Regions from separate parts of the Mus musculus genome. Here all the other regions are linked to region 5. Evidence: chromatin loops called from intact Hi-C (ENCODE). Cell type or tissue: left cerebral cortex. All regions are shown on one strand. Region 1 overlaps Prkce (protein kinase C, epsilon). Region 2 overlaps Prkce (protein kinase C, epsilon). Region 3 overlaps Prkce (protein kinase C, epsilon). Region 4 overlaps Prkce (protein kinase C, epsilon). Region 5 holds the start of Prkce (protein kinase C, epsilon). Region 6 overlaps Prkce (protein kinase C, epsilon). Region 7 overlaps Prkce (protein kinase C, epsilon).

What was found. Peaks named below come from ENCODE experiments on the same cell type or tissue, not always from the same donor. Only the 100,000 strongest peaks of a DNase experiment are listed, where the experiment ranks them.
Region 1: a loop joins it to region 5, with 3 times the contacts of the local background. A loop is called at or near these places in 7 of 42 quality-filtered maps.
Region 2: a loop joins it to region 5, with 2.4 times the contacts of the local background. A loop is called at or near these places in 25 of 42 quality-filtered maps.
Region 3: a loop joins it to region 5, with 2.3 times the contacts of the local background. A loop is called at or near these places in 25 of 42 quality-filtered maps.
Region 4: a loop joins it to region 5, with 5 times the contacts of the local background. A loop is called at or near these places in 5 of 42 quality-filtered maps.
Region 6: a loop joins it to region 5, with 4 times the contacts of the local background. A loop is called at or near these places in 24 of 42 quality-filtered maps.
Region 7: it touches region 5 in a loop (2.5-fold over the local background); 8 of 42 quality-filtered maps call a loop at or near these places.

What each region holds. Positions count from the first base shown.
Region 1 is chr17:86,341,900-86,345,899 of GRCm38, forward strand. All of the region lies in intron 1 of Prkce (protein kinase C, epsilon), which reads left to right. Among named protein-coding and RNA genes, the nearest start is that of 2010106C02Rik, 57 kb to the left of the region's middle. In left cerebral cortex, no CTCF peak of the experiment used is centred here; DNase peaks (open chromatin) are centred at 2,373 and 3,552; H3K27ac peaks cover 1,832 bases.
Region 2 is chr17:86,214,133-86,218,132 of GRCm38, forward strand. The region is part of intron 1 of Prkce (protein kinase C, epsilon); the gene reads left to right. Among named protein-coding and RNA genes, the nearest start is that of Gm52296, 27 kb to the right of the region's middle. In left cerebral cortex, a CTCF peak has its summit at 1,853 (motif pointing left); DNase peaks (open chromatin) are centred at 340, 771 and 3,542; H3K27ac peaks cover 1,533 bases.
Region 3 is chr17:86,224,123-86,228,122 of GRCm38, forward strand. The region is part of intron 1 of Prkce (protein kinase C, epsilon); the gene reads left to right. Among named protein-coding and RNA genes, the nearest start is that of Gm52296, 17 kb to the right of the region's middle. In left cerebral cortex, no CTCF peak of the experiment used is centred here; DNase peaks (open chromatin) are centred at 1,573, 1,821, 2,338 and 3,439; H3K27ac peaks cover 2,315 bases.
Region 4 is chr17:86,247,872-86,251,871 of GRCm38, forward strand. All of the region lies in intron 1 of Prkce (protein kinase C, epsilon), which reads left to right. Among named protein-coding and RNA genes, the nearest start is that of Gm52296, 6.6 kb to the left of the region's middle. In left cerebral cortex, no CTCF peak of the experiment used is centred here; DNase peaks (open chromatin) are centred at 2,358 and 2,831; H3K27ac peaks cover 1,468 bases.
Region 5 is chr17:86,165,053-86,169,052 of GRCm38, forward strand. It overlaps Prkce (protein kinase C, epsilon), which reads left to right and starts at 2,733. Exons shown (of 15, transcript NM_011104.3): 1 at 2,733-3,888. The coding sequence starts at 3,541. Gm5817 (predicted gene 5817) reads right to left here and starts at 2,433. Exons shown (of 2, transcript NR_165800.1): 1 at 1,409-2,433; 2 at 415-675. In left cerebral cortex, CTCF peaks have their summits at 2,435 and 3,411; DNase peaks (open chromatin) are centred at 1,690, 2,045, 2,515, 2,919 and 2 more places; H3K4me3 peaks cover 2,724 bases; H3K27ac peaks cover 2,340 bases.
Region 6 is chr17:86,291,865-86,295,864 of GRCm38, forward strand. The region is part of intron 1 of Prkce (protein kinase C, epsilon); the gene reads left to right. Among named protein-coding and RNA genes, the nearest start is that of 2010106C02Rik, 6.7 kb to the left of the region's middle. In left cerebral cortex, a CTCF peak has its summit at 1,746 (motif pointing left); DNase peaks (open chromatin) are centred at 1,102, 1,715 and 2,162.
Region 7 is chr17:86,232,443-86,236,442 of GRCm38, forward strand. All of the region lies in intron 1 of Prkce (protein kinase C, epsilon), which reads left to right. Gm52296 (a long non-coding RNA gene) reads right to left here. Exons shown (of 2, transcript XR_003952295.1): 1 at 1-4,000. Among named protein-coding and RNA genes, the nearest start is that of Gm52296, 8.9 kb to the right of the region's middle. In left cerebral cortex, no CTCF peak of the experiment used is centred here; a DNase peak (open chromatin) is centred at 2,407; H3K27ac peaks cover 1,289 bases.

The DNA.
Region 1 (4,000 bases), 180 kb after region 5:
TTAAAACCTAGAATTCTTTATCTAGTCAGAGCATCATTCCCTCATGAAGACAGGCACACCAAGTCTTGGAATGATGACTTTGGACCCTTTTGCTCATCAGAATTTCAGTCAGAGTACACCTTCCTAGAAAAAAACCCATAACAGGAGACAAGGGATTCTGATGATAGTGACTGCACCCAGCAGTGACCTGAGGCTCAGCACCATACTTAAGCATCAACCAAGAAAGCCACTGGGCCAAATGAAAAAGGGAAGCCATGGTGGATTTCCAGATGGACACATCCTAGAGAAAAGGATCCTGGGAAACCTTGGTGACCATAGAAAAGTAGTCGGTAGAATGGAACATGAAGACTCCATTTGAGTTTGAGGATAGGTATATTGCCCACTGGATAGCATGTGAATTACTGCTTTTGTGAGTGGCTAAGAATGTGAATATAGGCAAGTATATAAGTGTAAAGATTGGCGATTTACAAAGCCTTCATACATAAATAATATTAATTTTCAGATTTTAGAACCACTGCTTAACAAAGCATGGATCTTAACTATGGCTAGACAGACCAGAATGTCTGCACGGTCAGCCTGAAGTGTCTAACAGTTAACGTTGGAACTACAAAGATGTAGGAACAGGGGAGGCCAAAGATGGGGAAAGCAAGACGCACTGATGCTTTTTAGTTACAGAAATGTACAGGGTAAGAGATAGTTCATGTGGTGAGGAATTGACCCTTTCCGTGTCTTTTTCCAGCTGTAAAGAAATTGAGGAGTAAGGTGCGTGTGTGTGCATGCGTGCGTGGGTGAGTGGGTGCATACGTGCATGCGTGCATGCGTGTGTGTGTGTGTGTGTGTGTGTGTGTGATGTTGAGGATCAAACTCAGGACCCCATATATGCAAAGGCAAGCTTGTACCGCTGACCTTGATCAAGTGCTTAAGAACTGAGAGTCAGGATGTAGACGGCTCTGTGGAAAGGGAATGAGGAAGGAGTTGTCAGCTGAGCTAAGAGCTCATCTATAGAAGCAGCAAGGAAGAGAGAACTCTTAGAGTAATGAACCAGTATGGGGAAGCATGCGTTATTTAGAGGCCATGAGAAAAACTCCAACAGGGCTTATTAAAAATCGGTCCTCCTTGGAAGTGATGGGACAAGAGGCTCCCTTCTCAAGCAGACAAGTAGGTTTTGATTTCTGAAAAGCAAACACTTCATTACAGTCAGTTTGGGTTATATTTTAGTTCTCAATAACACAGAAATACATAGCCCAAGAGGAAAAACTGGTCAATTTGCCAAACAAAAGGGAAAAAGATTTTACCCTTGTTTTTAATTTATGTTTCTTTGTGTTCTTGGACCAAGTTATTTCTAAGTGTTTCTGACTCTTACGTTTCATGCTTCCACGATCTTTACAAAACTGTTCTTTTTCTCAGAGGACACAGTTCCAACTGTATGAGCAAAGCAATAAGGAATCAGACTTGATATCCAGAATATCATTGTACAGAAATGTGTCCAGAGGGCAGCGGTTGCCTACTACTGGGTAGCCTGCATCCAGTCCGTGCTCACTGCCTGAGGTGCCCCGCTGCTTTGTGTAGGTTTCATGTGCTTTACAGTTAGGATCTAGGAGGACATTGCAGGGCCTTTGCATTCATTGTCGTGTCCAAGAAGTATCTCTGGTTTTGCTAGCTATGGAGCATGGGCCCAAGGGCTTAGTTCACAAAGAGATGAAGAAATCAAAGCAAGTGCCACACAGCTTGTAACAGACAGTGCTGGAATTTGAACCCAGACAGTCGAGCATCAGTGTCTCCATCACTGAGCCGTCCTGGTATAAGGTGAGAAACAGGAAAATAAGCTAAGCATACATCTAAATGGAGAGAGACAGAGAGAGAGGGGGGAGGGAGGGAGAGAGAGAGAGACAGAGAGAGACAGACAGAGAGAGAGAGAGAGAGGGAGAGAGAGAGAGAGAGAGGGAGAGAGAGAGAGAGACTATTCCCAAACAAAATACAGATTGCAAAATACAGGCTTAGAGCTGGGAGCTTTTCACTTCTGAAGGACCAGATAGGATTACACTTGTGCAGCTTGTTCTGTTTGTGCCCACCACCTTCTGTCAGGGCTTATAGCTGTGTGTTGCCATTGTCTTCTGAGATAGAAACATTATGTATACCATGACCAGGTGATGCTCCGTAAACCATCACCCATGCTCTCTGTAAGGCTTGGCCCCTTGGAATGTTTGCTGGGTTTGGACAGCACATAGACTTATTTGCTTTGAGCCACCTGTGTCACCAGAAGAAGCTGGCAGCTCTTCAGGGCCGTCTCTGGGCCACTGGAAAGAGGAAGAGGCGCTAACTTGTGTTTACTGCCTTTGTGGCCTATCGAGAGCTAAGATAGGCAATGCCGGCTTCTGGTGTAGACAATGTGACGTTCACGAGGCTGCTTTGCAACTGGTTTCTGTGAGCTGGCTGTGAGGGATGGGAAAAGCAGTGTGCCAGGCAGATTTGAGGGACACTTATTACGGTGTCCCCACAGCCAATGCATTCAAAAGGACATTTTATTTTGTAAAAAGGTACTGACTTAAAACTTTATACAAATTATCCTGGATGGAATTTTCAAAACAAAAGGGTTAGGAACAGAGAAGGTGGCTCTGGTCTGGTCTCCGTATCCCATGCGGCAGCTCCTGTTTCCTGTTGATGAAATGTCCTGCTAGTGGGTGGGAAGATGGCTCAGTGGGTAAAGCCTTGTCTCCTAAGTGTGAGATTCCGAGTTCAGCTCCTCAGAATCCACATAAAGCCCGGGAAAGCAATGTGTTCTGTAATTCCAGTGTTCCTAAAGTAATGTGTTCTGTAATTCCAGTGTTCCTAAAGTAATGTGTTCTGTAAGCCCCGTGCTCCTAAAGGGAGTCAGGAAGCAGAGACAAGAGTCTCTAAGGAAGCCTGTGGGCCAGTGTATCTACAGTGTGTAGCAGCAAACACCAAGAGACCCTGCCTTGAACAAGGAGAAGGCAAGAACAATACCTGAGGCCATCCTCTCCCTTCACACATGTTTATACATGTGTACCTACACATACACACACAGAGATGGGGGAGGGGCGGGGGACATAAAAACATAAAAAAATTAAGAAGAACATTGTAAGCAAGAGTCCCCATAGAAAGAGTCTGTCGCTGGAGTGTGTGTGTGTTCTGCACAACCATTAAGCATAGAAACACATTGCATCTTGCTGCTCCCACTTCTGAATTCCAGAGATGTAGCCACCACATTTAGAGCTCTTTCCTTTTTTTTTTTTTTAACTTGTAGAATGACTTATCAAATGATATTATTTATTTACCCTTTTTGTGTAATTTTAGGTCATTTGGGCCATCAAAACTCACCACAGATCATCTGGCAAGGTCATCTTATTTTATCTGTGGGGAAATAGAGATTTGCACACAGAGAAAGAGGCTTAAATGACTCGGTAGACGCGTGAACCTTCATGTTGGATGTGTTTTTCTTGCTATTATTGTATTTTGATCACAGACGACAGGAGAGGGTGGCTCAGCTGCGTGCCTGCGAATGTGTTCGCACCCGTGGGTGGTGTGTGAATGTGTGCGCCCACGCGGGTAGGTGTACATTATGTTGTGTGACAGATGTGCTCGTGAAAAACCCTGAATGAGTCCTTTTATTTTTAAAACTGGAACATGAAATTTTAAATGCTCTGAGGGTGGAAAGATGATTTATTATTTAAAGGAAGCTTGTGGAGGAATCCTTAGGTGAAAACTCTTTTTCCTCCTTCTTTATAAAGAGCAACTTCATTGAGAAGCGACTCTCATGCAGCCAAGGGCAGCCATTTTGAGTGCATCGCTTGCTGCATCTCCTCAAATGTGTGCACTCACGCCATCGCCACGACATTTAAGGTAGAGACATTTTCCATCTTCCCAAAGGTTCTTCTGTGTCTCTTGGCAGTCATCGGTCACCTCTGCCCCCAGGAGGTAGTCACCCTTGTGGTTCTTGTCATTGTAAATTAGTGTTGCTTGTTTTGGGACCTTATATAAA
Region 2 (4,000 bases), 49 kb after region 5:
TCAGATCCTCAGGAAACCTAAACATTTCTCAGCCATCTCTCTCTCTCTCCCTCTCCCTCTCCCTCTCCCTCTCCCCCTCCCCCTCCCTCTCCCTCTCCCTCCCTCCCTCCCTCCCTCCCTCCCTCCCTCCCTCCCTCCCTCCTCTCTCTGCAACTGTGTCCTCCTGCTGTTAGCCTCAAAGGATCTTGGTAATGTTCCCTTTTGCATTTCTCTCTGTTGCTACAATGACTGTACAGAAGCCCTCTCCACCCCCAGAGAAGACCCAGTCTTATACCGCAGCTTCAGTGCTGCCTACGTTCAGTCTTCCTTCCCATCCCTGCGGGGAGATGGTGTCTTTCTCGAAGCAAACACACCACAGCTTCACGGAACAACTGCCCACCAAGGAGCTCCGAAAGAGACCGTGAGATAACAATAGAACATGTGCCACGCTTGTGGGCTGCAGGGCTCACAGGGAAGAGGTGGGGAGCAAAGAAAAGAAACAGATTTTAATGTCAGGCTGACAAGAGTTTATTATACACATCAGCGGTTAAAATAATTACCTTTTTAAAAAAATGATAAAAAAGGCTTTCTGGGGCCCTGTTAAATACCAGCCGCAGCTCTTTCACACGGCATTTGCTGGGGCCCTGACAGAGATACCTCGTTTTTTCCAAATCCCCATGAAGGTTTTGGCAGGAAGCTGTGGCGGCACACGCCTTTCTCCTTGCCCTTTTACGGAGTTTCTGTCGAGGCTCTCTATGCCTTTGCTTGGATTTCTCCATTTTGCGTCTTCATTTTGGTATCCTCCTTCCCTCAGGGCTGCCGCGGTGGTGGGCGAAGAACCTAGTCGGCAGGCATCATCTTTTCATTTGCTTTGAAACATTTAGGCCTTTCTGAATAAGCAGAAGACATGACAGCAGTCTGTGGGGGCGAGCGGGGCCCTGAGAACCTGAGTCTCAGTTTTTCATCCAGCGAGAAAGTTCTCAGGGCAAGCAGAGGAGTCCGCTTTCCAGATTGTTCTGGGCAGTGAAGTCTGGCCACCATGTGGCTCCTGACAGTGTTAGGATAATACTGGAGGACATTCTCCGAGACTACTAGGATAGTACTCAGAACAATTAGAATCATATAATATTTTAACAAGATCAATAATAATCAGAATATTAGGATATCACATCCTAATATTAGAATTTTGGATACTCCAGCTCTAATGGCCTAATATGGCAGTTGAGGACCAGGAGGTAAATGTTTAGACTCTAGAGTCCACATATGACTCTGGGATCTCCACATAGAGCTCTCATTCTTTTCCTGGGTGTGATATTCTTTCTCTCTCTCCCTCTCTCCCTCTCCAGACTACAGGTCACCCAACCATGGTGTCATTCCTCAGTCACCATCCATCATTCTTGGTGTCAGGGACAAGGTGTCTCCCTGGAACCCGGAGCTCTAAATTTGGCATGGGATGTCTGGACAGCACACCCCCAAAGGTTTCCCAGCCTGTGCCTCTCCAGCAGTAGGGATATGAGCATGGACTACCCCACCCACCTTTCCGCATGAGACCAAAGTGAGGTCCTTATGCTTGTGAGGCACACATTTTACCACCAAGCTATCCTTCCAGCACCTATCCCACTTCTTTCTTGTTTCCAAAGTGAAAGCCAATTTCTTCATGACCACTCTTCCTTTAATGGATGCAGCGATAATGGAGATTATCTATCCCTGAGGTTGAATTTATTCCGATATCAGGAGTGGATGTTACTGATCAAGAAGTTGCCAATAAAACGGGCCACCCTGATGTATGTGGCTGTGATAGATTGCATCACTGGTAATGTACTGGAAGGTGCACTACCTGTGTGTACCTGCCTCGGTAAGGAGGAGACCGCCCCCTGCTGGCCTTACCAAGCTTGCCCTCTCGGCTGCCCAGGCCTGTTTGCTCTTGTTCTGGGTTGGGGGGTGGGGGGAGCACTAAAGAGCCCTCAGGCAGCCCTGTACTATCTGCCTCTTGAAATGATATTTTTGACTCTGTAGGGTTCTTGACTAAAATGTGGGTTGAAAACTATCGTACCAAAATTATTATTAATTATTATTAGTCAAAACCAGAGTAAAAGATGGCAACTGGAAGAAGCAAGAAAAAAAGGAGTGGGGGGCAGAGTCAGCCGGTGCTCTTCACTCCCTGTGGACTGGTTGGCACTAGAAAGGCTGTGGCACTGCTTCTTTCTCTAGCACGCCGGTTCTCAAAATGTGGGGCACAACCCCCAAAAGACCACTGGAAAACACAGATTTTATTTTTACATTACAGTTCATAACAGTAGCAAAATGACAGTTATGAGGTTGCAACAAAAATGATTTTGTGGGTGGGAGTGGGACACAGAGTTGAGGTATCAGGAAGGTTGAGACCGGCTGCTCTGAAGGGCTGGTGACCTTGCTCGTAGGGCGGTTTCCTTTCAGACGCCATTTTACTTGGATGTCCTAGGACCTCCCTACCTCCATCCTCAGAGCTCACTGGTAGGACTGTTTCCAATCCCTTCCCTGGAGCTGCCTCTTCCAGGAATGAATCATTTGAGTGGTCCCATGACCACCCCAGTTCTCAGCAAGTCTTTGCTGCTGAATCAGCACCTAGATGTCCCTGTAGGGAATTGGAATTTGTCCCCTGATCCTTCAGTTGTATATAGGTTGAGTATTTCTCTTCCAAAATTTTAGGACCCAGAAATGTTTCAGCTGTTAGATTGGGATCTCTGTGAGGACTCTCTACAAGGTTAAATATTCCTAATTAAAAACCCCAGACCCTGAAATATTCTGAGTTATGCAAGTTAAAAAAAATGGATTTCAGAGCATTTTGGATATTTGGAGTAGGAATTCTCAACCCACATACATTTTCTTTTTCTTTTCTTTTTCTTTCTTTTTTCTTTTGTTTTCTTTTCTTTTGTTTTCTTTTCTTTTCTTTTCTCTTCCTTCCCTTTCTTTCTTTCTTTCTTTCTTTCTTTCTTTCTTTCTTTCTTTCTTTCTTTCTTTCTTTCTTTCTCTTTTTGTTTTGTTTTGTTTTGTTTTGTTTTTGTTGTTGTTGGTTTTTTTGAGACAGGGTTTCTCTGTGTAGCCCTGGCTGTCCTGGAACTCACTTTGTAGACCAGGCTGGCCTCGAACTCAGAAATCTGCCTGCCTCTGCCTCCCAAGTGCTGGGTTCTTTTCTTTTCTTTCCTTTTCCTTTTCCTTTTCCTTTTTTCCTTTTCCTTTTCCTTTTCCTTTTTTCCTTTTCCTTTCCTTTCCTTTCCTTTCCTTTCCTTTCCTTTCCTTTCCTTTCTTTTTTCTTTTCTCTTCTTTTTACATCAAGAGAAATTGAGCATCTTAAACTTGTGTGCATATCAGTGCCAGGCAGAGTGAATGGAAAGTAGCCATCTGACAGGAGAGAGAGGGGGAGAGGGAGAGAGGGCAGTTTCCATTGAGTTCCTGAGCCTATATCATCTCCCTGTAGACTTCTTTTCAATTTCCAGGCAGCTATGGCTGGAGCAGACATCATTTGGTGCTGGCTTTCTTCTCCACAAATGCTCCGTTGGGCGACACATTCACGTGTGACGCTTGGCTGCACGTCAGGAAACCCATGCTCATTTTGTGGGCAAGCTTCTGGAAAAGTGGCTAAACTGGGCTGTGTGTGTGTGACATACAGCTATGAATTTATACAAAAGTACCCAGATAAGGAGAGGGGATATGTGAGAGAGGGCTTGGAGGGAGGGAAGAGATGGGAGAAATGCTGTAATTAAAATACAATCTAGGAAAAAAAAAAAGACTCAGGTCCCAGATTAGGTGAATTTGGTTGTATTGTTTTCTTCCAGAATCTGGTCACACTTAAGAGTTTTATTTTGGCAAAATCAACAGTCTGACTTGATATAAAATATAAATCTCCAGTTGGGTGAATGAGCAAACAAAAGCCGGGTGTTGGGTGGAGGGTGGCATGCCTGTAACCAGAGGGGATGCTCCTCCCTGGGGGATGGAGTTGGGTGGCAGGCTTGAGTTTGCCCAACAGCTCCTCTAATGATGC
Region 3 (4,000 bases), 59 kb after region 5:
CCATCCATCCATCCATCTGTCCATCTATCCACTGACCCATCCATCCATGATTTACTTAGTGCAAGGTCTTGAGATGTATGAGTAGGCCATACCCACATAGAAGAAGGTCAGGGAAATCTTGTTAAGGACCCTCCAATACTATGTGGATTACTGGCATTTTATTATTTCTTGACTATCATTGTTTTTTTCTTGGCTTCCCTTACCCCCATTTTGTGTGTGTGTGTGTGTGTGCGTGTGTGTGTGTGTGTGTGTGTGTGTGTGTGTGTGTGTGTGGCCTTGATGTTTGAGGCAGAGCCCCTTATTGGCTTGAGTTCGCCAAGTAGGTTGGGCTGGTTGGCCAGGAAGTACCAGGGGTTTGTTTACCTGTCTCAGCCTCCTCAGTGCTGGCATTACAAGCCCTTGACACTGTTAGTCTCCAGGTTGTCTTACTGTGTGTTTCAGGGGACTGCACGCAGGTCCTGCCAACTGTGAGGTGCACCCCACTGACTCACCTGCCACAGTACCCTTCTCTCTTTTCTTCCGCTCCAGTTGCCCTGAGCTTTTTAATCTCCTGCTTCCCAGATGCTCAGATTACAGAGGTGTGCCACCATATCCAACACTTTTCATTGTTTTTATGACTAATATAGAAAGAATATATTTGTATTCCTTAAGTGTATTGTATATCTCAAGGGGTTTATAGATTGTCTGGTTTTTGTATTTTTCTTTTCTTTCCCTTTCTTTCTCTTCCTCCTTTCATTTTTTTTCCCTCAAGACAGAGTCATGTACCATACAACCTGGCTTTGAATTTTCTGTGTAGTCAAAGGTGGCCTTGAACTCCTGATCCTCCTACTTCCTCTCTCCGTGGACCACCGCTAGCTAACCCTCAATAGCTCCACAGCCCTCTCTCAGTGGCACTTGGTTAGTTGGAGAAGGACGGGTGAGACCCATTGCCTTTGCTGTTTTATCATTTGTTCTGGGTAAAGGACAGTTCAGAGCTCACATCCTAAATGGTGTTTCTTTATAAAATGTGACATGGCAGTTTGGAGGACTTCCATAGCCTAGTGTTATGGGTAGATGTGGCCTGTATTATTAGCAGGATCACTTTATTCCTAATGTTAACTCTGCCAGTTACTGTCTGGGTCTCTTGTCTCCTATCTGAGCAGTAAATGTGGTATGTTAGTCTTGTAGAGTTTTTATAAGGAAGAAATGCTTGGTACGGTGCCTGATATGTAAGTGCCCTATAAATGCCACTTCTTCCTTCCCCTCTACTTTTCAATGTAACAGGCAGTAGGCTTCACTGAAATGCTATGCCCAGGGCAGTTGAGTACACGCTGTGGATTAGGTATGTGCCCCCATGTGTAAGGAGTCTCCAAGATGGCTGCACAAGAGGCGGTAGAACCCTCAAGAGGCACACATACTGGGAAGTGTTCAGGTCATTGGGTGTGTTGTCCTTTGAAGGGATTAATGCAGTGTTCTTGGAGTTAGTTCTTCTGAGAGTGTGTTCTTAGGAAATGGGGTCATCCCATGTACTTGGCTCCTTTAACATATGGCCGCTTGCTCCCCTTCTGCTCATCTGTTATGTTCTGCTGTTGCCAGGAACTCTCACTAGAGGCTGAAGGAACGAGCCTCCCCTCCCACCTCCCCCTAGCTCCCAACACTGCGAGCTTTGTAGAATACCCACTCCCATCTATTTTGTTTGGTAACAAATGAACTGTTACAATACTGTGTTTGAAGACTCGGCTTAATGCTTGTGCTTATTGGATGACTCTCATATGTGGCGCTGGAATACGAAAGATCTAAGCAGTAGTCTTGACCTTGCTAGTGAACTCATGGTCTACCTTATGTAACTCTCAGAATTCTCAGCCTGCCTTTTGCTCGTCACTTACCATCTGTCAAGCTGAAACCTGGTTGGTCACTTCTCCTGCCCCCCCCCCCAGGCAGCTGTGGAGGCGTGGATCAGATAAGAGGAATGAAGTATTTTGAGATGCCTAAATCTTAACATTGCCAGAGACTTACTAGTATCCCCATATGGAAATGTCAAACATGAAATTTCAGTTACTCGCCCAGATCATTTTATATGAGCTTTAATACAATATATTTAATATATCCGAGGCCCTGTATCTGTGGAGCTTGGCTCCAGGTGACACTGGGGCCCTGATCTATTACCGTACGCCCAGGACATAATTTTATGTCCAGAGAAGCAATAGCCTTTGTTTTACCTGCTTAAGACGCTAGCTGCAGAAGAATCTGTCTGGGACTTTCCAAAATAAATTTACCTTTGGGCTGAGTCCAGGAGTGGAAAATTTTAGCTGAAAATGATAGTTTATCAGAAAAGGCGGGAATGACTGGGTAGGACTTTAGGTGCTCATCAGAGACGCTGGGTGCAGTCCCATTGGACCACCCCAGCCTCTTTAGTTCCTAGGCGAAAGCCCCGGTAGGTGGGAGGGAGCCATGGAAAATCTTGAGGTTAACTGTTTCATTTCCATTTCAGATAAACCTCAAGACTTTGTCTTCTGGTGTGGTGGGTGGGCTTGCTTTAGTTTTGTGGTTTGATGGCACTTGGCTATGTAATTATTTCCCTCAGCCAAATATCCCTGGATACCCTGGCACGATGGTGGCTGGAGTAGGTAGCTTTCTCAGGCATAATTCCTATAATCCACAGAGTGTCGAGAAGGTTCCTATTTTCAGATCAAAAGCTGCTGACCTGATTCAGCCTTCTGTCTTGCTTTGGCGCTCAGGGAAATGAGGTATGTCCACTGCGGTGGCTGCTGGGACCCCAGGGCTTTTTGAAGATGGTTCTGAGCCTGGGTGCTGAGCAGGGCTTTGATGCCGGCCGTCAGATGCTCCAGGTTAGATGCCTGTGTGTGCGTGGCTCTCTGTCCCTGTTCACTCCATGCCAGGGGTCATTGGAGCAGATGAAAGGATCTTTGGTCTTAGAAGTTGGTCCTTGAACTTGACAGGGTTTGAGGACTATGAAACATCCCTATTAGGATTTCACTTGCAGAAACCTGTTGAAGTGAAATCTAGGGGTTTAGATGGGATGGGAAGCTATGGAAACTGGAATGGAAAGGCTGTGGTCCGGTAGGGAGATAGCGGGTCCCAGCTGCTTTTATAACTTGCAAAAAAAGTGTTACACAGGATTGCTTTAGTGGTCCTCAACCTGTGGGTCTTGATGCTTTTAGAGTCAAACAACCCTCTTATAGGGGTTGCATATCAAATATTTACATTATGATTTATAACAACCTAGTATACCTCCCCTAGGCTGATGGGAAATAGAGTCTGTTTCCTGCTTCTACTTGGGAACTAGGAACCTTTTCTAGAGAAGGGATCTTGTCAGCAGAACTCTGTGACATTGTGACTACATTCCTTGTAGTCCATCATATCCCACACCCATGTCTGAAGAGTTGCGCTGACTTTTGATGAGCTCAGTGGAAGTCTCTGTGGGTCACGGCTCATTATTTCACAGTCCCACAGTGCCAGCTCAGACCATGTGACTCGGCACTTGCCAGGCCTGTGTCCCAGTCCCCACTTGTTGGTGTGACTGCAAATCCCTGAGATAATTGCTGTGTCAAGAGGAAGGGGGTTATTTGGCTTCACACTTGTGGAGCCCATGGCCAGTTGGCCACATTGCTCTGAGTTAGGGCATCAAGGTGGGAGTACAGAGAAGGAAAATCTACCCCTTTAATGGCTGGGAAACAAAGAGAAAAAGAGGAGGAGACCAGGGTCCCACAGTACTCATCAGGCACCTGTCCTTAATGACCTGGCCACCTCCCGCTAGGTCCTGGATCTTAAAGGCTCCATCACTTCCCAGCAGGACTTGGAGGGCAGTCGAGATCAGGCTATAGAGCCATCTCTGGAATATGAAGGCTTCTGTGTGCACTTCCCATCAAGACAGAATCCCAGTTGAGAGTTGCAATTGTTAGCAAGCATCTGAATGCAATGGAGAGGCAGGAAGGGTAAGAGCCCTTACCTTTACCCACCCAGGTCACACCTTATATCCTCACATAGAGATTTATGCTTT
Region 4 (4,000 bases), 83 kb after region 5:
GGAGTGACAAAAGAGAAGAGATGGCTTTGTGGTACAGATTGCGCTCCAGATGAGCCTAAGGGGAGACAGGTGCTCAGGGCTGGGTGCCCTGCTGCCTTGGTGAAGCAGCAAGCCCTTATACCCACACCAGCACGTGTCAAGATCACCCTGAAACCAGTGTATTAAGAGTCTCAATAAACAGCCCACCTCCTCCTGTGGGCCTGAAGCACTCATCCTCCAGTGGCTGCAGGTAGGTCCTGCTGATAGCATAGCACTGGCTCCTCCTTCCCAGGAGGGCTAGACTACAGGAAAAGAGCCCCGGGCTTTGTCCCACCCTGGAGCAGCCAACACAGGAAGATGACTGCAGAGGTGGGGATGGGGGGGTGGTAAACATTGATCCCATTCACACCATCTGAGGCAATTCTGTAAAGCCAGCTTTGCCACAGGGCTTCTTTTTGGCTTGGCTGAGACCAATTACTGATGTCTCTCTCTGACTGCCCTTGCTTCCTTCCCTCCTGCCACAGGGGCCAATCCTGGAACAGTACCCAAGAAACCCCTTGTCTTAGTCAGGGTTTCTATTCCTGCACAAACATCATGACCAAGAGGCAAGTTGGGGAGGAAAGGGTTTATTCGGCTTACACTTCCATGCTGCTGTTCATCACCAAAGAAAGTCAGGACTGGAACTCAAGCAGGTCAGGGAGCAGGAGCTGATGCAGAGGCCATGGAGGGATGTTCTTTACTGGCTTGCCTCACCTGGCTTGCTCAGCCTGCTCTCTTATAGAACCCAAGACTACCAGCCCAGGGATGGTCCCACCCACAAGGGGCCTTTCCCCCTTGATCACTAATTGAGAAAATGCCTTACAGTTGGATCTCATGGAGGCATTTCCTCAACTGAAGCTCCTTTCTCTGTGATAACTCCAGCTGTGTCAAGTTGACACAAAACTAGCCAGTACACCCCTTGTACAGCTCTCTACACCCATGGCATGGACAGTCCCTGGAACCTGGGGATGAAGCAGTTAAGACACTGTGGGCCACTGTCTCTGTGGCAGAGTTGGTGTTTCTCTACCTCCCTGTAGAGAGTTCTGTAACTTCGAGTTGAGTATTTTTCTTCTTGCTGTGGACCCTCCTCTGGCTCTGTGAGTCCTCAGGGAGTGCCACTCCCATGGGAACAAGTACTTCGGAGCTGTTTAGTTTGGTCAAGAGCATTGGGAGGGGCTGAAGGTGCGTGAGGTGACAGGGGTTGATTCTTGGTGACACAAGAGGGATTCTTGGCTCCCCGTGTGTTAGCTCTGACCACCGTGGATGAACCATTTCATCCCTGTGCGCCCCACCTTCACGCTCTGAGGGGACTCTGAGTCTGCAGTGGTGGCTGGCGCTCAGGTCACAGTAAGCAGAGACAGGGAGACGGAAGGGGAGAGGGAGAATTTACATACGTGTTTCTATTTTCATGTTATGAATGGGAAACTGAGGCTGGTAGAGACCAGTTCACTTTTCTAAGGTCAGAGAGCTCTGCGGTGTGACAAAAGGGAAGCAGATCTGTGTTTGTCAGGACCCGTTTTTTTTCTGTGACTGGATCACACTACCAAAAGCGCTTTCCCCCTGTGTTAGGGGAAACTAGAAGAAACCAGTGTGGGACAAGGCAAACACAGAGATGTCTCCTCCTGGAGGTTTTCCTGAATCCTCCTGCTCTGAGGCCTGCCCATTACTCTCACTTTGTTGGTCTGCACTGCAAGGATTCTAAGTTCCTCCCATTTTCTATCGTGTTGTGTGATTGCTTAAGCTCCTCCCATTTTCTGTCAGGTCCTGTGGTTGCTTAAGGGGGCAGGCTAGGCGGCACCCTCATTCCTACCACACTGCCAAGCTCCTGGAGAACGCAGAAGGCCAAACCCCTTTCTTCTCACTGTCCTGGACTTTGTCCTCCACCAAGAGGAGGGAAAGATGGGCCAGGGGGAGCATTAGGCAGTGGAGAGACCAGAACCTGCAGCCTCTGGTGCGGCCGAGATCCTGTGGAGCTAGAGAGGAAGAGTGGGTGACAGAAGTGTGCCACGCTGGCGAGGCAAGACCCACAGCTAGATCTTGGAAAACGGAAGCAACTAGGGTGGGACAGGAGCTCAACAAAGAGGAGTGTGGGTATTCAGAAAGCCAACTGCCACCTTCTCGGTGAAGGAAGTCGTCCTTCATTTAATGCTTCTGTCTGCTCTCAGAGACCTGGTCGTGAGAGTCTCTACCAGTACTCTGTGGGGGCCTGGACCGTTCCCTGAGGAAGCATGGTTCTGCCAGTGCTGCCAACTTAAGACCAAACGTTCCTCCTACACAGCTGTCTTCCACATGAAATCCTGCCGGGGAGGTGGGTGAGCCAGCCAGTGAGTGAGAATGAATTACCCGTGGCCCACGTCTTGGCTGGTGTACAGGCTGCCTGCTTGCTGGAGCTTTTCTTCCATCTCTTGGATAAATCAGGAGCTCGGAACACTCCTCGTGGAACCAGCCTGCCCTCCCCACCTGGCCTGTGACTGCTGCCAGGCCCAGAACGCTCTGTGCTTCTTTCTCGTCAGCGCTCACACATACATCACCTGTCCAAGTCCCACGTGGGCAGCCTGGGGGAGACAGGGCGGTAAGCAACGATCTCATCCACATGACAGGAGACCTAGAGTGGGGTAGATTTATCCAGGAGTCTGGGATTCTCCTGCTAGTGGCCTTGCAGAGGACTCTAGGCTCTGCTGTGACTTTCCTGGACAGCTGTCCCCTTCCCTCTGCTATGGAGATGTCTCCTGGGACCTGCCACCACTGGGGCCTCCCCCAGCCTGCTCGAGAACTCTCCTTGCTTCTTTTCTGACTACCTTTCTGACTGTCAGAGCAGCCTACCTTTGTTCTGGGCACCAACAGTCTCGCCATCTGGGATTCTGTGCATGTTTCCAAATGCTTTGTGGACATCATCCAACACCTCAGATTCAACAAAGCAAAGGACGAGCTTTTAGCCCACTGCTCACTCGAGTTTCCCCTCCTGTCTCCAGTTGCACTTGTTTGCCCAGCCTCTACTACTTGGACTCTGCAGCATCCCTTGGCCCTTTGCTCTGTCCCTTGATGACTATTGGTTGGTTCCCAGAAGCCTCAGTGTTGCCTGTTCACGGTCTTTTTTAAGAACCCTTTTCTTAGTATTTTAAGAAGTTCCTCTTACCTGGCCTTAGGACCACCCATCTCCCCTACCTCCAGCTTCATTCAACAACTGTTCACAAGGTTTATAGTACTAATTGTGTGAGTTAAAAAACATTAATTAATACAGATTTAATGGTGGGATTTTCTTACTCAAATCTCCAAGGTTGTCCCATATGGAGTTGGCTCAGCCTTTCTAATTCAGTGTCTCCAAACTCACAGATAAAGCAGACCTTGGCCAAAATTGCTTATTTGCTGTTCCACGTGTAAGCTTTGAGGCTCCTTTATGTGTGCCTTGGCCTTCCCTAAATGCCCCCCTTCCTCCTCATTTTCCTTAGAGGCATGCCTTCAAGGACTCCCCCCCCCTTATGTGTGATTGCCTGGATAAGGGAGATGATCTTTTAATCCTTTTATAAGTAATGGTTCTGATTTATACTTCTTGTTAACATTATGTGAATGTTGGGAAGTTGGGGTGAGGTTTTAAGAAAGCCTAAACTGTTGGCAATGAATCTTAGACGTTTGGTTAGTACACGGGGACTATATGTCATGTGTGCGTGCCCTTAGCTTAAGAGTTATATGTATTAAGTATATAACATCTCTTGCCGGCTTGTCATTTGCAAAGCCCTGGGCCTCATCTCTGACATGGGAGAAGAATGCAGGTAGGGAGGTTGGGGGTGGGGGTGCACACCTGTTTTCCCAACTGTTTGGGAGGAGGGGGGAGCCCACAAGTTCTAGATGAGTCTTGAACGGGGCTGCAAATCATGTTTCTAGAGACTTAAAGAGGTGAATGTTGACCGTCCTGCCCGTCTGTCACTTACATGGCTCCAATACAGTTGTTATTTCATGACTCTTCCAGCACCTCATACCATAC
Region 5 (4,000 bases):
CAGAACTACTTAGTGGGACCCTGTCTTGAAATCAGGGTGTGTGTGTGTGTGTGTGTGTGTGTGAGAGAGAGAGAGAGAGAGAGAGAGAGAGAGAGAGAGAGAGAGAGGGAGAGGGAGAGAGAGAGAGAGAAAGAGAGAGAGAGAGAGAGAGATTTTGACAAGCTAGTGTCTCACATATCCATGGTGTCCCTGGGGAGTTTTTATGTGGCTAGGTTAGAGAGTGGGAAGGTGAGAGATTTATTTAGAAACAAAGATGTAATGAGCACACTGTTTGCACAGAGAATACCCAACTTCTCCCTTTTAATATAAACATTCATCCAATGCAAGCTACTGGCATTTTGTTTGCTGGTAGAAGCAGGGTGTGGGAGGAGTGGAGGGGGGGGGGATAAACAAACTCTAAAGTTCAAATTCAGTGTTTAATTTTAAATTTATTTCTTGTTTAGTATGCCAAAAAAGAAGGGATCATGTCTATGATTTTCCGATTCCAACTCTATTTGCACGTAAGATAGGGCCCATCAGACAAAATTGGAGACATATCAAGAAACACCAACTAGTTAAGTTCGGATCTCTAACTTCAAGAAATCCCTGCCTGGCTGGACTGCCCAGCAGGGCCGGGGCAGAGTAGGGCAAATGAAGCCTTCCGTTTATGTGAAAATCTTGATGGATGCCAAGAACCTGAGTAAAGAGAACTGTACTTAGTGAACTATTTAAAAAGACCTAAAACTAGCATGTTCTATTCATCCTGAAAATTAATAATACCTTTTATTTTAAAAATATTACCTTTTATTCAAAAATATTTTAAATACCATTTTGTTTAATGATTTGGGGGGGGGCATTCTTTAACCTAGAGTGTATCCCTACCGGTTTTTTGTTTTGTTTTGTTTTGTTCTTTTAGCACTGGGCCTGCTTCTTAAACACATAGCCTGGAGAGAAAGTCTCATTGTCATTACGTTTTGCTGCATGTCCTTATAGGAAGTTTTAAAATTATTTTTTAGGCGCCAATGATCTTAAGGCCATAATCATTGCCAAAGGTGCATTTTTATCAGCATCTGTATAGCAAAGGTGCATTTTTATCCCACGCAACAGGACTGGCTGTCAGGAAAGTAAGTGAGCTACGGGGAGGGGGCGTGACTGCACACTTAAACTTTAGGAGGAGATCTGCCTGAACTCAAACCCCTGAACTCTGTGTGTGTGTGTGTGTGTGTGTGTGTGTGTGTGTGTGTGTGTACTGTACTTGGTATGTCATTCCTGGAGACTGCCTTCTCATCTTTAAACTACAAGAAATGATAACCCTTTTCCACAGAGGAAAAAGTGAATGGAATGCGGTTTGTACATTTTGATCCACACTTATCAGAGTCGCCAGATAAACACTTAGCTTTTCACCATCCGAACGAACAGCCGGACTTGCCTTGGCACTCGGGTGAGGGCGGAGGTTTTCTTTTTCCACTCACACGGCGGAGAGCTGCGGGACGAACCCCTTCCCGGGCGCAGGCTGGAAGTTCCCGCTGCGCGGCGCCCGGGGCCTGGCGCGCCCCGCCCGGCGCTCCCAGGTTCCCAGTCCCCCTCGGCACAGAGCCATTCCCTGCCGCCCGCCTTCCCGGTCCTGGTCCCTGGCCCAGGAAATTCTTCCCCAGCAGCCCAGGGCTCGCCTCACGTGACCAGCCGCCGTCGCGGCTGCTTCCAGAGAGTTTAAAGGTTACCGAGGAAATTAGTATGGATACAGCCACTGGACCCCAGGAGGACGCATCGGGCTTTCCCGCAGCCCGAACGCCGGTTGTCAGGGCGCGGATCAAGCCTTGTCCTCTTAAGGGGCACACACAAGGTCCCGCATAAGTAGGAGGAGTCACTTTGAGAAATAAACAGACATTCGAACCAGGCCGGGCCCAGGTTCTACTAGTCTTCCACAAGTTCTCGCAACCCAATCAGGCCCAGAACAAATCCCCAGAGGGGAGAGTCTCCTCAAGGGGGAAAAAAAGAGGGTTTCAAAACTCACACCCAGCCGAAGGGCTCAGCAGTCCGGGTGTCCCCTCCCCCATCGCGGCACAGTAGAGAATCCCAGGGCAGAGTGACAAATAGGCCAGCTCTCCGCGGGCGACTGGTGACCGCCGCAGTCCAGGCAGAGTGGGGGAAGGTGATTAGTCTTCTTGGACATTGCGACCCCCTCCATTCCACCAGGCCCAGTTTTAAGTGATAGTGTTGGCCGCAGGGTGCGAGAGAAAAGCGCGGCCCGCTGCTCTCCGGGTCCAGACCCCGCTCTCCTGGTGCAGATCCGAGGAGCACAGACTCGGCCTGCGACAGTCGCTCCCGCACCTCCGCGACGCCACACTCCTGGGTTCCGCGCGGAGTCCTTCCTCAGCTCCCCCGCGCGCCACGGCAAACGGACCCGGCCGGCCCGCTCCTGCTCTTTTCTGCTCGGCTCACTTTTCCCGTATTGCTCCCCCAACCGGCAAAACTTTCTATTTCCCCAAACAGTGGCGCGCGCGCGCGCGCGTGCACACACACACACACACACACACACACACACACACACACACACTCACACACACTGACGTCTTTTGCGCATTTCCTGCATTAGAGGGAGGGAGAATCGCTCGCACAGCGATCGAGGGAAGCAGATCGCGGGCTGAGCGCTCTGGCGGGCGGCGAGCCGGCGGCAGCCGAGAGCGCGGACGCGGGGAGCGCGGCGGGCGGGCGGGCGCCGGCGGGCGGGAGGAGGGGCCGCGCGGAGTCGCAGTCCCTGCCCGGCCGCCGCGCTGCGCACCGCCGGGTGCCGGCCTGCGCCCCGAACCCAAGTGGCGGCCACCTCTACCTCCCAAGCCCGCGCGGATGTGAGATCCCAGGCACCGGGCGCCTCGCGATCGCCGGCTACGGCGCGACTCTGCTTAACCCGGGAGGTGACGGCGGGGCTGATCGTGCGGCTTGTGGATTTTTTAAAAATTTGGCTCCGGGGAGGACCATTTCCTCTCGACATGCATCCCTCCGGATAGACTGCACATCCCTCAGTCCACCCTCCGCCCCGCGCCGTCCGAGGCAGGCGCTGGGTGGGCGAAGAGGATCCGGGTTGAAATCTGTGCCCCCGGTTCTCGTCCCCGCCCCGTCCCGCCGCCCCCTCCCCCTCCGGGAGTCGAAATTGCCCGGGGATTATGTTTCGGAAAGGTAGGTGAGCGCCGGGCGCGGCGCCTGCTTCTCCGCACACGGACCCGAAGAACCAGCGAGGCGGCGAGGCAGCCCCCGCGGCTTGCAGCGGAGGCGACAGCTCGTCTCCTGCCGTGGAGGTGTCGCCGGTGGTGGGGGGGAGAGACTTGCTCCAAAAAAACGGACGTCTCCAGCTCTCCCCCCTCCCTGTTTTCCGTTAGGAATCCGGCGAGGAAATACATGCACTCGCTGAGAATCGGCGGCGCCAGGAGGCAGCGCCACAAGGTGTAGCGAGTGAGTGGGGTGGGGCAAGAGGGGACCCAGGAGTCCCCCAGGCTCCCGGCGCGCCTGCTCCTGCTCTTCAATCCTGCCCTCGGGGCGGACGGAGTGACCCCCGCCCCGACCATGGTAGTGTTCAATGGCCTTCTTAAGATCAAAATCTGCGAGGCGGTGAGCTTGAAGCCCACAGCCTGGTCGCTGCGCCATGCGGTGGGACCCCGGCCACAGACGTTCCTTTTGGACCCCTACATTGCCCTTAACGTGGACGACTCGCGCATCGGCCAAACAGCCACCAAGCAAAAGACCAACAGCCCGGCCTGGCACGATGAGTTCGTCACCGATGTGTGCAATGGGCGCAAGATCGAGCTGGCTGTCTTTCACGACGCTCCTATCGGCTACGACGACTTCGTGGCCAACTGCACCATCCAGTTCGAGGAGCTGCTGCAGAATGGGAGCCGTCACTTCGAGGACTGGGTGAGTCGGTCCTCCACGTCCGGGAGTCCCGGGTCCCAGGGAAAGACTTGCTGCCTGAGCATTGGTCCTGGGGCTCTGGGCTGTCTGTGTGTGCATGTGCGGCTCAGTTTTC
Region 6 (4,000 bases), 130 kb after region 5:
GTTTTGGTTGGGTGCCCAGATTCCTGTTACGCTTCGTAACTCACACATGTTTTACAAATATCCTTTTGTGTGAATCAACTGTTTAATATTAAGCTATATGAAGGCAAAGATGGTAGATCCTGAAGAAGCCAACAGTGACTCTTGCTCACCCATTTTACCAGTGTCGAGGAGCCTGGGTGAATATCAGAAGCTCTCAGAACCGTGTCCCCCTGCTTTCCTGGGAAATGGGATTGCCACACACAGTAACAGAGCTGAGATCCCGAATACATGTCACAGCGTGTAGTGTTGCGAGCACACCAACAGATCGATACTCAACTGTCTTGAAAGCGGATGGGACAGGAGAGGGAGTATTGGGCAAACCTCAGAGAGGAGTGAGGTGGGTGCCATCAGTACCTAGATTTCTCCCTGCTTCTAATTAACCAAGTCCTGGAAGGTGTAGTTGAGGAATGTTCCAGGGGAGCATGTGACTTCAACGTTTCAGAGAAACCCAGCGAGCACTGAGTAGCCCCCCTTTCCTGACCTTGCTCCCGCTCCGTGCTGTTGCTGACAACAAATTCCTACAGATGGATCTGACCTGCACAGGGACCCATCTGACGAGGGACAGAACTGAGGAGAGAGTACATACCAGACACATCCTGGTGCCTTGTGTCCAGACAGAGAGTCCAAGACCTAGAGATGTTATGTAAGCCCATTGAGCTCATATAGACTCAAGACTGGAACCTGGGCTCATAGCAGAGCCCCACATGCCTCCGTGACACCATCCGTTCTACAGTAGCTCCATCTGCCCTTTCCTCCTAGAGCTGTGGGAGCTTAAGGAGAAAAGATGGTAGCAACAGCCCAACAGAGATATCAGAGTGAAGGGGCTGGAGATAGGACCGGTTTCAAACCCTTGGGCCGTAAGGTAGGCAGGCAAGTGTGTTCATTATATTGCTCTGATTGGATAAGGATCTGGAAGGTGGTTTGGACATAAATAGCAAATTAGGGTAGCCTTTTAGGTGAAGAGGATGGCGAAGCCTCTTCACTGGCAACATTGGAGAAGAGCCAAGGTGGGAGGGGTGTGTTGTGTAGTATTTTCTGAAGCCCACATCTGGTAGGAAGACAGGCAGCTTTGGGCCTAAGCCATCGGGAAGCTAGGGAGTGGGTTGTGAACAATGGGACATCATGAAGAATACATTTCTTCTATTTTGTAATACTTCAGAGAGGCGAGCCTGACGGTGGTTGGCATGCTGGAGACTGGAGACTGGCCTTCCAAAAGGATGTGCCCGGCTGGGTAGCTTCATGGAGTCGGCATGAGTCCCTCCAGAGAGGGCTCCGTTTCCACTGGTCACATGAATGCTGGTTTTCAGATGTGGAAAGTTGAGTCATGGTTCAGGCTTTTAGAGCGTTCTCACTGTTGGCTGTTCCTCCGTCTTTGAGATAGAATCTCCACTTCCATTCCATGGCTGTTCTCCCCTCCTTCTTCTGTGTTCAGTATCTGACCCCACCCACTTCCGAGAGACCAAGGCTCTCCATGGATTTCATCATCAGTGCTGGCACTGTTCGGTTGGCACGGTGCTCCAGGCTAACCTCTGTCCTACTGTTATGGGACAGAACTGCAGACATTTCCTCCCCCTGCCATGCACTTCAGAGATGCTTGCTCCTCTCCCCACCTCCCGGTCCCCCCCCCCCCCCCCAGTGGTCGGCCCCTCTATTTGCATAATGGCAAGAAAGCAATACTGCCACCTAGTGGGAGCTCAGAATGTGACCTTTGACTCTCCTGACCTAAGTGCTTAGTTGTCATTAATATTTCAACAGATGGATACGCTGGGCACAGTGTTCTTACTCCAGCACACCTTCTGATGAGCTACCTCGTGTGCACGGGACTGCATCTTAGAAGCAAGTCCGGAGACAGCTGACTTTTCCTTACTGGTGCCTCTCAGCAGTCCAGTGAGGGCGGGACTTGAATTAGTTAATAATGATATAACTTACAATGTAAGTTAATGAATAATATACTCAATAATATGCAATTTATTTTGTATAGGATTATTTTTAACTGTCTTACTGTCATAAAACTCAAATCACATCCCTCACTTAGCTTGCTGCGGAGGTTTCTCTTCTTGGACTCAAACCCAGAGCCATGTAGCTGCTGAGCAGTGACTCCACCTCTGAGCCACAGCTACAGCCCTTGGTTTTTGTGAGACAGTTTTTGGCATGTTACCCAAGCTGGCTTCCCAGTAGGCCTTCCTGCCACCGGTTTCTGAATGCTGAGATCGCAGGCACATACAACCAGAAAAAGTACAAAAACTCCATTTTCTTAGGCTTTGGCATGTAGTAGCACACGGGAGATCTTGTTCTATCTCTGTTCCCTGCCATTGCTCTCTCAAATGGATGACTTTCAATGAAATTCCAAACAGCCCACATTGTTTCTGTAAATATATCTGGGTCTATCTCAAAAGATAAGGGTATGTCCAAAAATTGCATAAGCCACAAAGGCATCTTCACACTTTAAAAAGCGCAGGTGCCTTCGTATCATTGGTCTTTAATCTGTTCAGACTTTCCCAGTTGCCTGACACACTGTTATCATCTAAGGCTGTTTGGTGTTGACAATGGCCCTTCGTATTGGGTTTGGTTAGTGCTCTCCGTGATTCATTTTGTCCTCACGTTTCTTCTTCTTCCTGTTCGTTTGTTCTCGGTCTTTTTCTTCTGTCAAAGAAGCGAGTCATTTGTAAGGTTTCCCATATCTTTAATTCAGCTGATCACATTCTCACAGTGTCTTTGAACCTGTTTCTCTGTCCCTGTATATCTTACAGAGCAGTGGTGACTGCCAGGACTTGTGCCAGTCAGACTTGATGTCTTGACCAAAAGGGCTGGGACTCCTTGAGTCAGGTCAAGTAGTGACTCAAGACAGGATGGCCATTAGCTCTTGGACAGAAAGCGATAATTCATGTTTCCGATTTGATTTGCTCTTTCTAGGCACGGGTAGAAAACAAGAGTCATGCTCCAACCCCAGATGGTTGGTGGCAGGGCTGAGCTGACATCTGATCCCCCTGGGATGCTCATTTTCCCCATAGGTCTTGTCCTTCTCTCAAAGTGGTGCGCCCTTGCTTGCTTCCTTGAAGGAGTGTGTCTCCTTTTAAGCCCATTTGGCTGTGGGCACTGCTGGGCCACTGAGGACAGCTTGTCTGTCACAGCTCAGGTGACAGGAATGCCAGAGCATGTGGTGACCTTGCCTTACTGCTCCCGCATCCCACCCAGACCCAGGCGTCCAGCTTCAGTCATGTTTTCTTGCACAAACATACTGAGTTTACCTATGTCTCTGAACAGTGCCTTCTTTCATCTTAAAATGGGAAGCGTGTGTTCCCTGTTTTCTATTGGTCAGACAGTAGTGCCTAGGGCTGCCCACCACTAGCCCATATGTAACTTCTGCACCAGCGTGATAATAAAACAACAAAGACTTGATCACAACACTAACATCTTGGTTCAGGTGAACACGTGAATTCCCTTGGTCTTTCAGAAATATTAAACTTGGTTCTTCCTCATCTCTTTCCTGAGGTCACTGGAGGCTGGGGTGCCACAAGGTCAGGATATATTATTATTATTATTATTTATTATTATTATTATTATTTAACTCATCATTGGAAAGGATCACAGGTGATGGCTCAGAACAGGACTTGGCCATCCCTCCCCTCAAATTCCTTTGCTTAAAAACAGTATTCTAAACCCTAGATAAGTGGTATCTCTTCTCTGAATCAATAGTGAATAGAAATGAGGCTGGAGGGAGTCTTTGGTTATATATGTTCTTACATCCCATATAAGGAACTCACAGTGGTAAGGACACAACAAAGAGTGGGTATCTTCATATAGGCAGCCGTTGGGGTGGGTGGCCTTTCTCTCCTTCAATTCGCCTTCTATAGTCTCCTAAACTGAGCCATGGGGGGGGGGGGGGCGGTAATTTCTTGACTCTGCTACTAAAGCTTCAGTGAGCCTCCTCCTGTCCTTCATCTAAGTCCTCTGACACTAG
Region 7 (4,000 bases), 67 kb after region 5:
CAAAGCCACAAACAGCTGTAGGCAAGTTTCCACAGTGCTGGTCACAGTGCAGGCAAGGGGCTGAGGACTTAGTGTCCAAAATCAGGGACTCAGGCCAGACTTACTGACTGCGAAGCCCAGCTGTGCTACTTACTCCTGTGTGACCTGGGGTAGGTTTCCTAACATCTCTGTGTCTCCGTCTCCTACAGGAAGTGAATAAACTCAAAGTCTTTATAATATAGGCTCACCGTGAGATTTAAATAAATCAGCATTTGTCTAGCCCTAAGTACTTAAGAAAACATGTATGTGATCAGTGCCTACAGGCTCTCATTTCTATCGTCATTCCATCAGCAGCAACTTTATAACAGCTGCAAAAAAACCCCAAAAAACCAAAAAAACAAACAAAAAACAACAACAACAACAACAACAACAAAACTCCACCCCCCCCCAAAAAAAAAACCCAATCCCAAACCCAATCCCAAACCCAAAACCAAAACCAAAAAAACCCACTTATTTCACTGGGTAGATGAAAATGAAAGAATGGGGACATTTCTAGTTTAAATCCATGTTACATATTTGGATAATGATATCTTCATACAAGCCTTTGTATCCTGTAGGGTAGCGCTGTCTGTATTTCCCAGTGCCTGGATAATATTATGAATCACTGTATCTATCTATCTATCTATCTATCTATCTATCTATCTATCTATCTATCCATCTATCTATCTATCTATCTATCTACCTATCTATTTATGTGCGCGTGTGTAGGCCAGAGGTGAGTATCGGGTGTCTGTCTCTCTCACTGTCTCAATTACCTTTTAAAAAATGCTGTGACCAAACACCACCGTGACCAAGGTAAATTATACCAGAAGCATTCTGTGTCAGTGCCCACAGCTGCAGAGAGCCAAGTCCATGAGCACCATGGTTGGGAATTTAGACCTTGGTGGCAGGCAGGCAGGCAGGCAGGCAGGCAGGCAGGCAGGCAGGCAGGCAGGCAGGCAGGCTTGGTGCTAGAGCAGTAGCTGAGAGCTTACATTTGGTCTAAAAGCAGAGGCAGCCAAGTGGCTTGAGCTTTTGAAACCTCAAAGACCAACCCCAGTCACACACACCTCCTTCAACAAGGCCACACCTACTAATCCTTCCCAAACAGTTCCACCAAATGGAGACCAAAGCTTTCAAGTATATGAGTCTATGGGGCCACTCTCATTGAGATTACCACGTGTTCTACCTTAATATTTGGGCCAGCGTCTCTCACTGAATTTGAAGTCCCCTTATTAGCTAGGCCAGCTGGCAAGCAGACCATTGGAATCCTCCTGCCTCTGCCTCTCCAGTGTAGGATTAAGAGAGACACACTGCTGTGCTGAGGATCTGCGAGAGTCTTCACACTTGCACAGAAGCACATTACCAACTGAGCCATCTCCCCTTGAGACCTCCTGTTAAAGACGCTCCCTCAGGAGCCTGACTTATAGGTAGCTCCCAGGAAAGACTCCTTAGCAGGGCCCATGGGGCCCATGGCCCAGCATTCTGGCCATTCTTGCTAGTTTGCATTTGTTCATGACCTGTTACCACCAACCCCCAACCCCAGGGCCTGGATGTGTTCCTCTGCTTGGACATGCTTTCTGCTTCTACTGTGTCTAGTTCAAAGCCAGCTCTGCTCTTGCACAGTGCTGGGTGTCCTCTCTTTGCTTCATCTGCTTGACTCTGTATTTGTGGTAGGGTCCTCATTTGTGGGGAGGTTTTCAGCGTCGCCAGGGTACTTGTCTTTGCTTGATGGGCAGGGGTCTTTTTTCATTTATCTTTGTATCCCTCCATGTGTCTCCTTTGCTGAGCCTGGAAGTACATTTGGGGTATGGTTGATGATCAAAGGTTTTGAATGGATGGGGACTCGTGCTGATGGCATCACTGTCGCCTTGCCTGCCATCCTGTCGTGATCTCAAAGCCCTCCCACTTTTGTTATGCATCCATAGCCTGCATAGTGGCTGGCTTGTAGCATTCTCTCTCATACACGCCTCATCTTTCCCATTGATCTAGAGTTACCCTCTCCACCAACGTCTTGGAAGACTGACACAAACATGGATGTGAGAAGGTTTGGGACGGATTTCCAGATGCCCAGAGGGTGCCATTGTTTTTGCACATCTCGTCCTTAGATGAGTAAGGAGAGTAGAAACCCAAGGGAGGCTAAGAGCAAATCTTTCCCATGCCTGGCATAGGTAGGAAATGCCTGGTGCTGAGTGATGGGCAGCTGTACAGGCTCCTGTGTCTTGTTAGCTCAGGGCGGTGTGTTCTCCTCCTGTGTGCCTGATTGGGCTTTAGGCTCACGGAGCGCCAGCCAGTGCAAACAGGTGATCTTGCTGCAGAAAACTGCAGCCCGAGAGCAGACCAGTGCTGCAGCGCAGACGTGTTCCTGAAAGCTCAATGAGTTTTCATTTTTTTTAAAAAAAAGGAACTCATGAATATTTATAGATCAAAAGATGAAAACTTCCATGAAGAAGAGCTTGGCAGGCCAGCAAAGGGAAGTCTCCTGACGGCAAAGGAGACACGAAGCTGGGCATAGGCTTGCCAACCCCATTCACCAGCACCTGTCTAGGAAGCAGGTCTGTGGGTTTAACAGAGGAATCTTTGTTTACACAAAAGGACTTTAATTCTGTACAGCGTGGTTTGTAAACTTATTTCTTGTAAAATGTTTCTTACTGTCCCTGTATTTCCAGATTGAGAAAAGGGGTGGGGGTTAACCCCTGAATTCTTCTTCTATTGCCAAGGAAGAAGTAGAGGAATACATTTACTACCATCATTATTTCATGAGCAAGTGGAACATTTACTTCAATAATTGAATATTTCTTCACTAAAAGTCAGTGTTCCCAAACACTATGCTAAGTGGCTGGCAGCCATGGTCCCTGTATAAAGAGCCCTGAAGGGAATAGAGGGGCTAAAATCCAAGTGCAAACAGGAGGCATGGTTTTTGGCAGCTTGGTTAGGGAGGGCCCTCGGGAAGGCACAGTGACCTGAGGAAGCAGGAGGACTTGGGGGTGGTCGGTGTTCAAGCACAATGGCATGTGCAAAGGTCCTGAGGTGGGAAAGAACCTATACCCTTAGTTATGGAAACATACACTAACGTCCTCATCTCTCCCTCCCCTACGTGGTTGTGGCCCAGTAAAAAAAGGCTTTCTTGGCTCCAGAAGCTCCGTCCTGTATGTGGAAGGGCAAGAACCATGTGAAAATACAAGGCTCCAGCTTGCTCTCAATGAATACCTTCCAGGCATAGGGACAGTGGATCATGAGCCTGTCAGGCCCCTCGTGGAATCTCTCTGGCATTCTTGGAATCGAATTTGTGTGAACAGCACCAAGGTGTGCCTGAAGCAATAGTCCCTGCCCCAAGTGTCAGTGTCTTTTCCATGTGAACATGGCAGTGGACGCGTGGCTGGAGGTGTGGGCATTTGGGTCAACAGATAACCACTGATCCTTCGCCTCTCAGTTTCTAGACTCCCACACCTGTAACTCAGGTCCCTCTGGCCTTTGCTCCTAAGCAATCAGGAATTTTTTTTTTTTTTTTTCTGCTACAGAATGAGGCTGAGCCTCACAGAGCTGGCAACAAGTGACAATTCCAAGTGCCAGCTGAGCAGACAACTCCCTTAGCAATGTACACTGTTATTATTGTTGCCTCATTGCTTTATTATATCTTTTGCAGTCCTGGGACTGGAACACAGAGCCTCACAATGCTCCATAAGCGCCCTTGCTCTCCTGTGGACTTGGGTGTCATTTGCTCTAGGTTACCACCTCGTGTTTGGCTTGTCACTTTGGGTTATCTTCGTTTGGTTGGTTTTGTCACTGGGCCAGAAATAGACTCTAGTTGGGAGAACACCTCTTTTTCCCTTCCCTTCTGATGTCTTGACACCCCTGGTAGGTGCCGCCGGACCTGAGTCATATTGCTCACTAACTTTTGGGATCTCTGGGGACTCAGTCTTCAGTGACATGCTGTTTTCTCTCCTGTGGATCTTGGCTCCTCCTCTTCGGTGACATCTCT